2 separate regions of the Homo sapiens genome follow, and region 2 is linked to region 1. A link is a loop called in an ENCODE intact Hi-C map of the cell type or tissue named here. Cell type or tissue: heart right ventricle. All regions are shown on one strand. Each heading gives the region's core, and the rest is flanking DNA. Links, peaks and the distances in the headings are about the cores only.

Region 1 (5,372 bases), core at 238-5,237:
AGAGTCTTAATTCTATGCCATTGTTGGGCCTTACCTTTATGAATAAGTAAACAGGGCCTGGCAAACGGAACCAGTTTTCTGTCCTTTAGAGCTAGAGCTAAGGGTAAATATGACGGGCAGAGTCCCCTATTTAAGTTGGAGAGCTTTCTGTAGGTTCCCAGAGCATGGCTAACACCATCTCCAGAGACCTTCTGCTGCACATTCAAGCACTTCTAGGCCACTCTGCTTCCCTTCACAGGGACACCGACTTACCCTTGCTGATTTAAAAATAAAGGAAGGCCAGGGAATTACAGGGAGTGAAAAGAGTTGGTCTCAGAAGGTTATATGCTGTATGCTTCCATTGACGTCACAGTCTTGAAATAATGCCGTTGTGGAGATGGAGAACTGATCAGAGGCTGCTGGGGCCGAGCGTGGGGAGGGGAGAAGTGTTACCATAAAGGGGTAGCTGGAGGGGGCCTTTCAGTGCTGGAACCTTTTTGTGCCTTGATGGTGGTGGTTACAGGAAGCTACGTGGGGGTTAAAATTGTATAGATGGACGTATACACACACACACACACACACGATTGTGTGCATACAGGTGCAATCTGAATAAGCTGCATGGATTCCAGCAATGTCAAGTTCGTGGCATTGTTATTGTACAGTAATTGTGGAAGATGCTACCTTTGGGGAGGACAGGTGAAGGGTACAAGTTCTTGTGGGGCTGTAACTATTTCAAAATAAAAAGTTGAATGAGCGTGAAAAGCTGCACGCATGACCTTTTTCCTGTAGCCTTGTTTCCATGAATCGATTGAATTTTGGACATGAAAGCAGGGTCAGACCTAGTTATTAATAGGTGGGAAGAGGACTCACTGGAAATATTGGGCAACAGAACCTGGCTGCCTTCACTGTGGTTCATGGGCCAGCAGCGTTGGCATCGCCTGGGAGCTTCTACCAAATGCAGGATCTCAGGCCCCTGAGAATCTGCATTTCAAGGTCCTGAGATGATTTGCACATACATTTAAGTTTCAGGAGTTCTAGAACTTTTCTTAGAGTAGAAATCCAGTTTGTTGGTTGCATGATCCTGGACAAGTCCCATGATCTTTTGATCTTTAGTTTCCTTTAGATACCCATCTAGAAACTGGGAGGCTTACTATGAAGATAATAACACCTCCTAGAGGTTCTAGGCAGAACTAACGAGTAAGTTACAGAGAATGTGCTTGTGCTGTAATAGACACTCAGTAAACAGAGCTGTTGTTTCTATGGGCGAATGAATCTCCAGATGGTTTTCCAGTACTGCTAGTTCCATTTTAGCCAAGGGGAAAAGTGGAAGCAAATTGAATGTTTAACCAAAAGAAGAGTAGTTAAGAAAATAGCACATCCACATGGTGAGGCCTCTTTTGTAACTGTTAAAAGTGGCAGCCAGTGCCATGGGGAGAAGCCCAGAAGAGAGCAGAGGAGGGTGCTGGGGCTTCTGGTGCATCCTGTGGGCACCTCGGATGACGCGAGGGTGGAGCCTGAAACGCTGGCCCAGGAAATGGAACAGAAGCCTGTTGTGGGTGGGAGGAGAATCGGAAGCGGCATAAGGAGAGTTTTTCAAGAAGGGGGAGGAAGCTGGTGCCGGGGATGGTCACAAGCCTTTCCTCTTTCTTTTCCCTTCCCTTTCCCCTTTCCCTTTCCCTTCCCCTTCCCCTTTCCCTTCCCCTTCCCCTTCCCCTTTTCTTTTCTTCTTTGAGATGGAGTTTCACTCTTGTTGCCCAGTCTGGAGTGCAATGGCACAATCTCAGCTCACTGCAACCTTTGCCTCCCGGGCTCAAGCAGTTCTCCTGCCTCAGCCTCCCAAGTAGCTGGGATTACAGGCACCCACCACCATGCCTGGCTAATTTTGGTATTTTCAGTAGAGACAGGGTTTCACCATGTTGGTCAGGCATGTCTCGAACTCCTGACCTCAAGTGATCCACCAGCCTCAGCCTCCCGTAGATTACAGGCGTGAGCCACCGCGCCCGGCCGCCTTTCTCTTTTCTTCAGCACCAGTTACTGCAAAGACCCCTGGAGTCGGGGCCCATCCTGGGTCTTGCAGGGACTGATTCTGTCCGGTGTCGGGCTATGCACAGGCAGCTGTGGTGGATTCCTGGGTTCTCCCCACATCTGCTTCCCTTTAACATGTCAAGGCAGCCATCCAAAGGGCATGACCCTTTCCATGTGTAGCGGGAGGGTCAGTCTGTATCGCTTCCTTCTAGACCTTGCAGCTTTTGTATTTTAAAACTCGAGAGACAATAGTCATCTCCTAAAAATAGCAGCAGTGACATAGCTCCGCAGTCAGTTTTGCTGGCACTGGGAATTCAGCTTTTGTCTCTGGTGTTAGATAACGGGCAGGTTTCTAGGAAATGAATTCCATGTACAGTAGAGCCAGGTTCAGTTGACCTCACTGGAGACCTTGAACCCAGCTTGCTGCACCGTGGGGTCCTTTAATCATCTCCCTGCTGACCTCCATGCTTTGGAGGGTCCAGGTCTTAGGGGGACCTGTTTCCTTGGGAGTACAAAGGCCCTAGACACTTAAGAGTCGCGTTTCAGGAAGCTGGCACAGCCTGTGAGGGGCCTTCAGGAGTGGGGAAAGGGGCAGTGCCTTGTCACCTATATGTCCTCTGTTGAAGAGTGAACTGCACCAGGCCATCTCTGAGGCTCTTTCACACACTGTGATGGGTGGAAGGCCACTTTCAGCTGCAAGTACAGACCCTGTAGATGATCAGCTCATTCTAGTTTGCCTGGGACTTTCCGGTTTTTTGTTTTTAGCACTGAAAATCCTGTATCCTGGGAAACCCCTCTGTCCCCAGGAAACTGGGATGGTTAGTCAACCTGCCTATGTACAAGGCCACCCTTAGGTTGAGGCTGCACACAGAGTGCTGCCTAAGAGAAGCTGAAGGACCCACCAACAGCAGAATTTCTCCTTTAGCACTATCTGGCCCCTGACTTTGGAGGAAAGCAGCATGTTAAGTTACATTATCTGGAAGGAAGCACTGGACTAAACTTAGTCCCTTATACTGGATTCTTTTATCACACAAGAAAGCCATCACCCAGCCAAGGGCAGGACCCGCATGGGGACACAGGACAGATAGATCTTCTTGGGGGGATTTTGGGAGATAGGACAGCCCTTGATCAGAGAGGGCCCATGGGGTGGAGGGTGGGGCTGGATTGGAGTTGGGGAAATGTAGATTAAATACATTTCTTGAAAAAAATTCAGTTAAGATATGCTAGAGAAGCTACGGTCAATTTCTTTTTAATAGAAATAATCATTTTTAAATTTTATCAAGTGTAAACAAATCTGAACCGTTGGGTTTGTTTATGAGGCACAAGTATATTGAGTTAATTTTGAAAAACCCCAAACCTATCTCATTTTTTAGAGATAGTGACTTACAGTGACTCTACTAATAATTTTATTGGGTCTAAGAATACTTAAGATACTCTTGGCTGGGCGCAGTGGCTCATGCCTATAATCCCCCAGCGCTTGGAGGGGCTGAGGTGGGTGGATTGCCTGAGCCCAGGAGTTCAATACCAGCCTGGGCAACATGGCGAAACCCCATCTCTACAAAAAATACAAAAGTTTTCTGGTCATGGTGGCATGCACCTGTAATCCCAACCACACAGGAGGCTGAGGTTGGAGAATCATCTGAGCCCAGGAAGTCAAGGCTGCAGTGAGCCGTGATCGCGCCACTGCACTCTAGTCTGGGCAAGGGAAGTGATACTGTGTCTCAAAAAAAAAAAAAAAAAGATACTCTCTCCTTTTTTTTTTAATTCCCCAGTTTTAATCTGGTAGAGGGACCTTGAAAATACTTAAATACTCATATCATTCTTATGGATTGGTTTGGGTGTGTGAGTTCTAACATAGACAGGAAGGCTATTTTTCCTATCAATAACATCCAAGAAGCCTGCTAAGTAATGGTTTTTTTTTTTTTGGAAAAACCATTTGGAAAAGAATAGATTTTCCTGAACTTTATTAAAACACAAATCAGGTGCTGAAGGGATAATTTTGAAATTCTGTATTTTGAATGTCTTTCCACTTGCAGAAGAGGTATGTAGTTTTTAAAATTTCTGAATAGAACTACTTGTGCATGACTTTGAAAAAGTCACTTTCACTCAAAAAATACCAGGTTCTTTACCTGGAAAATTAATCAGTGCACATATAGATGATCTCTAGCTCTAAAAATTGATGGGATTCTATCTTATGATTTAAAAAATTAAATGAGTAGTATTAAATGATTAAAATAAGTAGTCACGGGATGACTAGGAACAGAATTTTTTTTTTTTAAAGAAACCTAGTGAGAAAGGTCAAAGTAATGGGAAATCCCCAAAAAGCATAGTAAAAGGAAGCAATTTGAAAGTGAAGAAAAAGGAACCTTTTAAATAACAGCTGTATTGATACAGAATTCACATACCATACAATTTAACCGTTTAATGTCTACCGTGGTTTTTATCATGTTCACAGATTTGTACAATTATCCCCACAGTTAATTTCAGAACATTTTCATCAATTCAGAAAGAACCACATACCTTTTAGCTTTTACCCTCTATTCCCCACCCCCTCCAGCCCTAAGCAACCATTAATCTACTCTGTCTGCCTGTTTACATGATTTATGGGAGGATTTTTATGAAAGAACCAGATCCCTGTAATTTTATGTCCCCCTATCTTGACATTTTCCTCAGTAAGAGAGTAGGACAATCACTCCACCACCAGGAGTGGCTGCCACATGCAAGACATATGTGGGTTCTACCTGCAAGGGTCTCACCATAAATTACCTGTCAATTACAGTGGAGGATGAGGGGCTGAGTCTTTTAAAGTATGCAGAGCCCTAAGTCTGACTCATTCTGTGTTGAGCGTTGGGCCACACTGTCTGCTCATTCATCTCTAGTTGGTTTGCTGACCTGTCGCTGCAGAGGTCCTCCGAGTGTGGTCCCCACCCAGCCTCACTTGGGACCTCACCCTAGACCCCTTGCTGGGGCAGCAGGGTCAGCACTCAGTATTGAGCAAACCCTCCAGCGGATTATGTTGCCTGCTCGAGTTTGAGCACCATGGATGTTTCTTGTCCCCCACCCCCAGCCCCACCCTGCCACCCTTCAGGTTTTCTCTACCCTGCTTTCTTTTCTGAAGAGAAGGTTGCAGTTGGTTTCTCTGGATCTTGTCTGTTCTCTCTCACTCTTTTCTTTCTTTTCTTGGTCCTGCCTCCGGTTTGGGGTGGGGGCAGCTCTGTGGAGAGTAGGCCAGTTGGCTTTGCCTTTGGTGGGGTGTCGGGGGTGAGGCTTGGGAGGGACTCGGGAGTGGAGAGATGTTGACAGAAATCTGCTTTTGCCAGTGGCTTTGGTCCGGACTTGCCCCTGGACCAGGTCTTTTCAGTGGCCTC
Region 2 (5,372 bases), core at 268-5,267, 120 kb before region 1:
GGCCCCAGCTCCAGTTCCCCTGATTGCTCATGTCCCTCCCTCTGTGGGAAAGAGGCAGGGGCCACGCTCCCCTGACCAACCTTGCCCTGTCCGCTGGAGATTCCCATGGGCCGCTGATGCGGGCCGCTGTGGCCTCCCCATCCCTGTCCTGCACAGGATATCACACCCCAGCCACGGGGTGAACTGCTCCTTCCCATTCAGGGCCTCCTACCCTTACCTGCTGTCAGCCCCAGAAATGGTTTTAAATTAGGAAACTCTAGAGGATAATAGAATTCGATGAAAAGGCCCTTAAGCTCTTGAAAACGCAGTGCTGGGTTAGAGGCTTTTAAAAACCAGTGCTCGGTCAGAGGCTTTTAAAAACCAGTGCTGGGTCAGAGGCTTTTAAAAACCAGTGCTGGGTCAGAGGCACAGCTTCACTGGAAGTCCAGTCTCTACCCCCAGCACAGGCAGCTGTGCCTCAGAGGGGGACCTCCTTTGTTCTGATTCTGTGTAAAACGGGCCTATTTTCATTTCCATGCCAGCTGAGAGGTGCCCTTGGGGAGGTGTGAGGTGACTGTTGAGGGGCCTCATATCATCATGAGAGCAGCTATAATTTGGAAACTGAAAAACCCCACAGAGTTGGCATGCCGAAAATGCCCGGAAAATAGTGGGTGCCCTCGTGCCTGTGCTCTTCACTCATCTCCACTTGAATTTCAGATTATGGATCAGGTGTAAATACTTGGTTAAAAACTAAGTGTTTGGCTGGGTGCAGTGGCTCACGCCTGTAATCCCAGCACTTTGGGAGGCCAAGGCGGGTGGATCACCTGGGGTCAGGAGTTCGGGACCAGCCTGACCAACATAGTGAAACCCCCGTCTCTACTAAAAATACAAAAATTAGCTGGGCATGGTGGTGTGCACCTGTAACCCCAGCTATTCAGGAGGCTGAGGCAGGAGAATCGCTTGAACCCAGGAGGCGGAGGTTGCAGTCAGCCAAGATCGCATCACTGAACTCCAGCCTGGGTGACAAGAGTAAAACTCCATCTCAAAAAAACAAACAAAAAAATAAGTGCAGCTTGCCAGTCACCTCTGCCCAGCACATATCGCACATGGGAGAATAAATCAGCCACACAGCAGACGGCAGCATGGGGCAGCCATGCCAAGGAGAGGGTCTTTTGGCTGTTGTGCAAGTGACTGTGCCACCCACAGGCCTTTGGAATTGAGAAACAAATGTTAAGAAATGTGACTCGCAGCACAAGATGGAGCAAGTTGCCTTATGAATCCTTCTGGATATAAAAATTGCTGCAGATCTTATTGTCAGAAACGTTGACATGGGTAGTGTCATCACGCCTTTGCAGAGGAAGTGATGCTCGAGTGTTTTGATGTATTTTTCCTTAAATACCGCTTCCTCTGAAGCCTTGGAACGGCGCGTTACACAGATCTCATCTGCCTGCTCCATCCACGCCAACTCCTTCCTTTCCGACTCATCCTTCCTGAGGCCCCGCAGTCCTGCACACGGTGGTGACGGACTTCCATTTGTGTCCAGTGTAAAAGCAAATCCCATCATAACAACATGTCTTTGAGAGTTTCAAGCAAGGAACATGGATTGTGAAATACACGACTCGGCTTTGAGCAAGTCCTGTCTTGGGGACAGTCTTTTAGAGGAGCCACGTGTGCAGTGGTCCTGGAGCGGTGCCTGCAGCTCCACGGAGCAGGTTCTGCACTTTTCCTAGAGAGAGCATCATGTTGCCCTGGGAGCTGCACTCACCCCCTAACCGTGCCGTCCACCTCGGCAGCATCAGGTGCAGCCGCCACCAGCACTGCTGGCATGGGAAGGGGGTGGAAATGGGAGGAACTGCCCCATCAGGCCGCTGGGGACAGGGAGATCAGTTCTGTTCAGGGCTCCATCTCCTGCAGCCAAATATCTGGGTCCTCAGATAGGCGACGTCTGTGCCCCAGGTCTTGTTCCCAGAGCCCGCCTGGCGGCTGCTAGACATAATAAAATGGAGTAGTCACTGGGGTGAGCTCAGAGGCCCACCGGCTGTGCTCCAGTCCTGGCTGGGTGACTTGGGTGATTGCTGAGCCCCTCTGGGCCTGGCCAAGGTGTCTGTCTGCTCCTCGCAGTAACCACACGAGGTGACTGTCATTATTCTCACTCCCAGAGGAGGACAGCGGGCTGTGTTATCAGCCTTGCTCTGACCATGGTGTTCTGTAGGGAAGGCTCATTTTGTCCCATAGCCTGGAGCGGCCTCAGAGCCCTTTCCTGTCCCTGAGGATGTGGGGTTTATTCCTGACACAGCCACTGTGGAGCTGGACAGTCCAGGCCTGGCTTGCAGCGGCCCTTTCCCTGCATCTGCAGCTCCCCCGTGAGGATGGTGCTCCACCCTGGCCCTCCTGTGTTTGTTTCTTGCGCTTCCCTTGGAAGCACAGCCCTAGATTCATCCCTGCAGGCGATTCCCCAGGGATGTCAGCCACCTCCGTGGCTGCTGCAAGCAGGAGCTCTCAGTCTGCCCTCACACCCCACCCCAGCAGCCTGCAGGGCACCACCCTGCTCGGGAAGGTCCTGGTTCTCAGTCATGTTTGCCAAGCGATGTGGTGTAAATACTCCCACTGCTGCTGAGTTCAGGCTGCCAAGGTGAAGTCCTCCAGCTCACACAACTGCTGGAAACTTAGCAGTAGGCTCATGAGCCGGCTCCAGCACAGCACCGGGCTCCGAGGAAATCCTGTGCCACCCGCCAGTCCTTGTCCTTCCTGTCCTGTCCTGTGTGCTTTGACACAGGAGATTGCTCTCTCCACCAGGAAATGCTTTTCTTCACTCACCAGCAGCCTCCCTCCTGGCTGCGCCTTTCAAGTCCCCATGCTGGTCCCTCATCTCCCCAGCTCTTGGTGGTATAGCGTGTCCATGCACTGTCCTCCCACCTCGGCAACCTCGTGGGGCTCGGCTGTATACACCGTCCTGCTCGTATACACTACCCCACCCATGTATACCATCCCCCCGTGTATACCATCCCCCTCATGTACACCATCCCGCTGTGTACACCATCCCGCTGTGTACACCATCCCCCTCATGTACACCATCCCCCTCATGTACACCATCCCCCGTGTACACCATCCCCCCCATGTACACCATCCCCCCTATGTACACCATCCCCCTCATGTACACCGTCCCCACCATGTACATCATCCCCCCATGTACACCGTCCCCACCATGTACACCATCCCCCCATGTACACCGTCCCCACCATGTACACCATCCCCCCGTGTACATCATCCCCTTGTATACACCACCCCACCCGTGTATACCGTCCCCCCATGTACACCATCCCCTCGTGTACACCATTCCCCCGTGTACACCATCCCGCCCATGTACACCATCTCACCCATGTACACCATCCCCCCGTATGCCCCATCCCCCCGTGTACACCATCCCCCCGTGTACACCATCCCCTCGTGTACACCATCCGCCTGTATGCCCCATCCCCCCACCGTGTACACCATCCCGCCCGTGTACACCACCCCACCTGTATACACCACCCCGCCTGTATACCCCATCTCGCCCATGCTCCCAAGTCTCCTCCGTGAGCGCTAGGCCTACTAAGTAGCCACCTGAGTCACCAGTTCCACTGGGCGCCTGACAGACATGTCAGTGGAAGCCACCCCAAACTCAGCTTCTCTCTGGAACTTTTGCAGCTGTTCAGGCACCAAACATTGGAACCACTTTTCATGGTTCTGTCTCTGCCCACATGCAACCACCAGTGAGTTCTGGTAACTCCACCTTCAGGAGAGGCTGAGTCCGGCCCTTCCCAGGCCCCTGGCTGGATTATTCCAGCAGCCTCCTTGCCAGGTTCCCGCCTTCCACCCTCCTCACCGGGTTCCCGCCTTCCACCCTCATCACTGGGTTCCTGCCTTCCACCCTCATCACTGGGTTCTTGCCTTCCACCCTCATCACTTCTCTTCACACATCGGCAGAAGGACTCCTTAGAAACACTCTACAGTGCTCCGTCTTTGTTTAAAACCCTTTGACACCTTCCCATAGACCCCAGCCAAAGCCCAAGTCCTCCCTGGGTCTGTAAAGACCTCCGTGATCTGCCCCCACCCCATCCCGCTGACCTCATTTCCCGCATCCCTGCCTCTCCATGGCCTGCTCTAGCTACCTGGAGCTCCTGGCTGTTTCTGGAGCACACAGAAGTGCCCCTGGAATTCTCCCAGCATCCCACATGACTGGCTCCTTCCCCCTGGGTCTGTGCTTACATGCTCCCTGCTCTGACCGTCCCTGACCACCCGATTGAAAATGTCATCCTCCACCCCGGCACTGCCTGCCTGCTGCTCCAGGCACGCCCTCTTCCAGAGCACCCTAGAATCCAGGTGTTGTGGCTCTCCCACTTGACTGTGATCTCCACATGAGCAGGCGTTAGGTGTCTGTTCACTGCTACATCCTGGTGTGTAACAGGCACTTGGCAAACGTGGAGGGAATGAAGGGCTGTTGCCATGTGTGTGTGTTGGCGAGGGGGGTTACGTTTAAGCAGCCACCTGTGTGAGCTCACCTTCATCAGTAGGCAGCGTGACCATCCAGGCAGGTATGAGATAGCCACTCTGGCAAGGACGGCCTTCACAGAAGGGACTCGAGGTGGGGACTGAGGGGAGGGTCCCATAGGCCAGCTGCGGAATTAGGACACCTGCCCCCACAGCTTACCCTGGCCAGGGTGTTGAAGGCTGCAGGTCATGATGTCTTGGTGCAGAAGGAGAAAAGGAGACCTGGGCTATGTGTTCTCTTTTGAAAAGATAGTAATCTTATGTTACATGGTTCTCCCACCTTCTTGAAACAAACACACAAACAGCTCATGTTTTTTCAACAAGGATGAATTGAGCAAGTTGGAGGTGGGAGGCCATGGGCTGGCCCTGGGGAGCCCTGGTGCCCAGGCCCTGCAGTTCCAGCGCCATGCAGCCTCTGGTCTCATGAAGACGACCTTGGCCTGTTAGCTGCCCCCCACCCCCGCAGGGACTTGGCTGGGAGGGCAGGTGCTAAAAGTGTCTGCCGTGTGGAGGCAGGAAGGCTGCTCAGAGGATGGGCTTTCCCGCTGAAAGCAGAGGGTGGGCTGCTGTCTGGGATGAGCCCAGCAGTTTGGAAGAGTGTGAGGGAGATGAACGGTCTCAGGGAGGAAGTCCGGTTGCTGTTCTGGAGCTGAGACAGAGCCCAGAGCCTTCTGTGTGAACAGGGAGAGAGCCAGGACAGAGCCCGGACAGAGCCCTCCCTTCTGCTCGGTGGGCAGGCATTGGCAGACACCCAGGGCTTCCTTGTAGGCATGCAGGCCGTTGGCTGCCAGCCCTGCCCTCTGCAGGCAGCACCTCTGGCTGGTGGCAGAGTTCATTCAGCCCCTGGGCACGTCCCCGGGTGT

What was found. Peaks named below come from ENCODE experiments on the same cell type or tissue, not always from the same donor. Only the 100,000 strongest peaks of a DNase experiment are listed, where the experiment ranks them.
Region 2: a loop joins it to region 1, with 3.0 times the contacts of the local background. A loop is called at or near these places in 28 of 110 quality-filtered maps.

The regions. Positions count from the first base shown.
Region 1 is chr5:10,575,438-10,580,809 of GRCh38, forward strand. All of the region lies in intron 1 of ANKRD33B (ankyrin repeat domain 33B), which reads left to right. Among named protein-coding and RNA genes, the nearest start is that of ANKRD33B, 14 kb to the left of the region's middle. RefSeq lists enhancers at 1,998-2,097, 3,416-3,585, 4,923-4,972. In heart right ventricle, for the core only: no CTCF peak of the experiment used is centred there; DNase peaks (open chromatin) are centred at 1,474 and 2,164; H3K27ac peaks cover 5,000 bases.
Region 2 is chr5:10,455,466-10,460,837 of GRCh38, forward strand. All of the region lies in intron 3 of ROPN1L (rhophilin associated tail protein 1 like), which reads left to right. Among named protein-coding and RNA genes, the nearest start is that of ROPN1L, 16 kb to the left of the region's middle. RefSeq lists an enhancer at 2,228-3,087. In heart right ventricle, for the core only: CTCF peaks have their summits at 2,357 and 2,561; DNase peaks (open chromatin) are centred at 2,249 and 5,256; H3K27ac peaks cover 1,581 bases.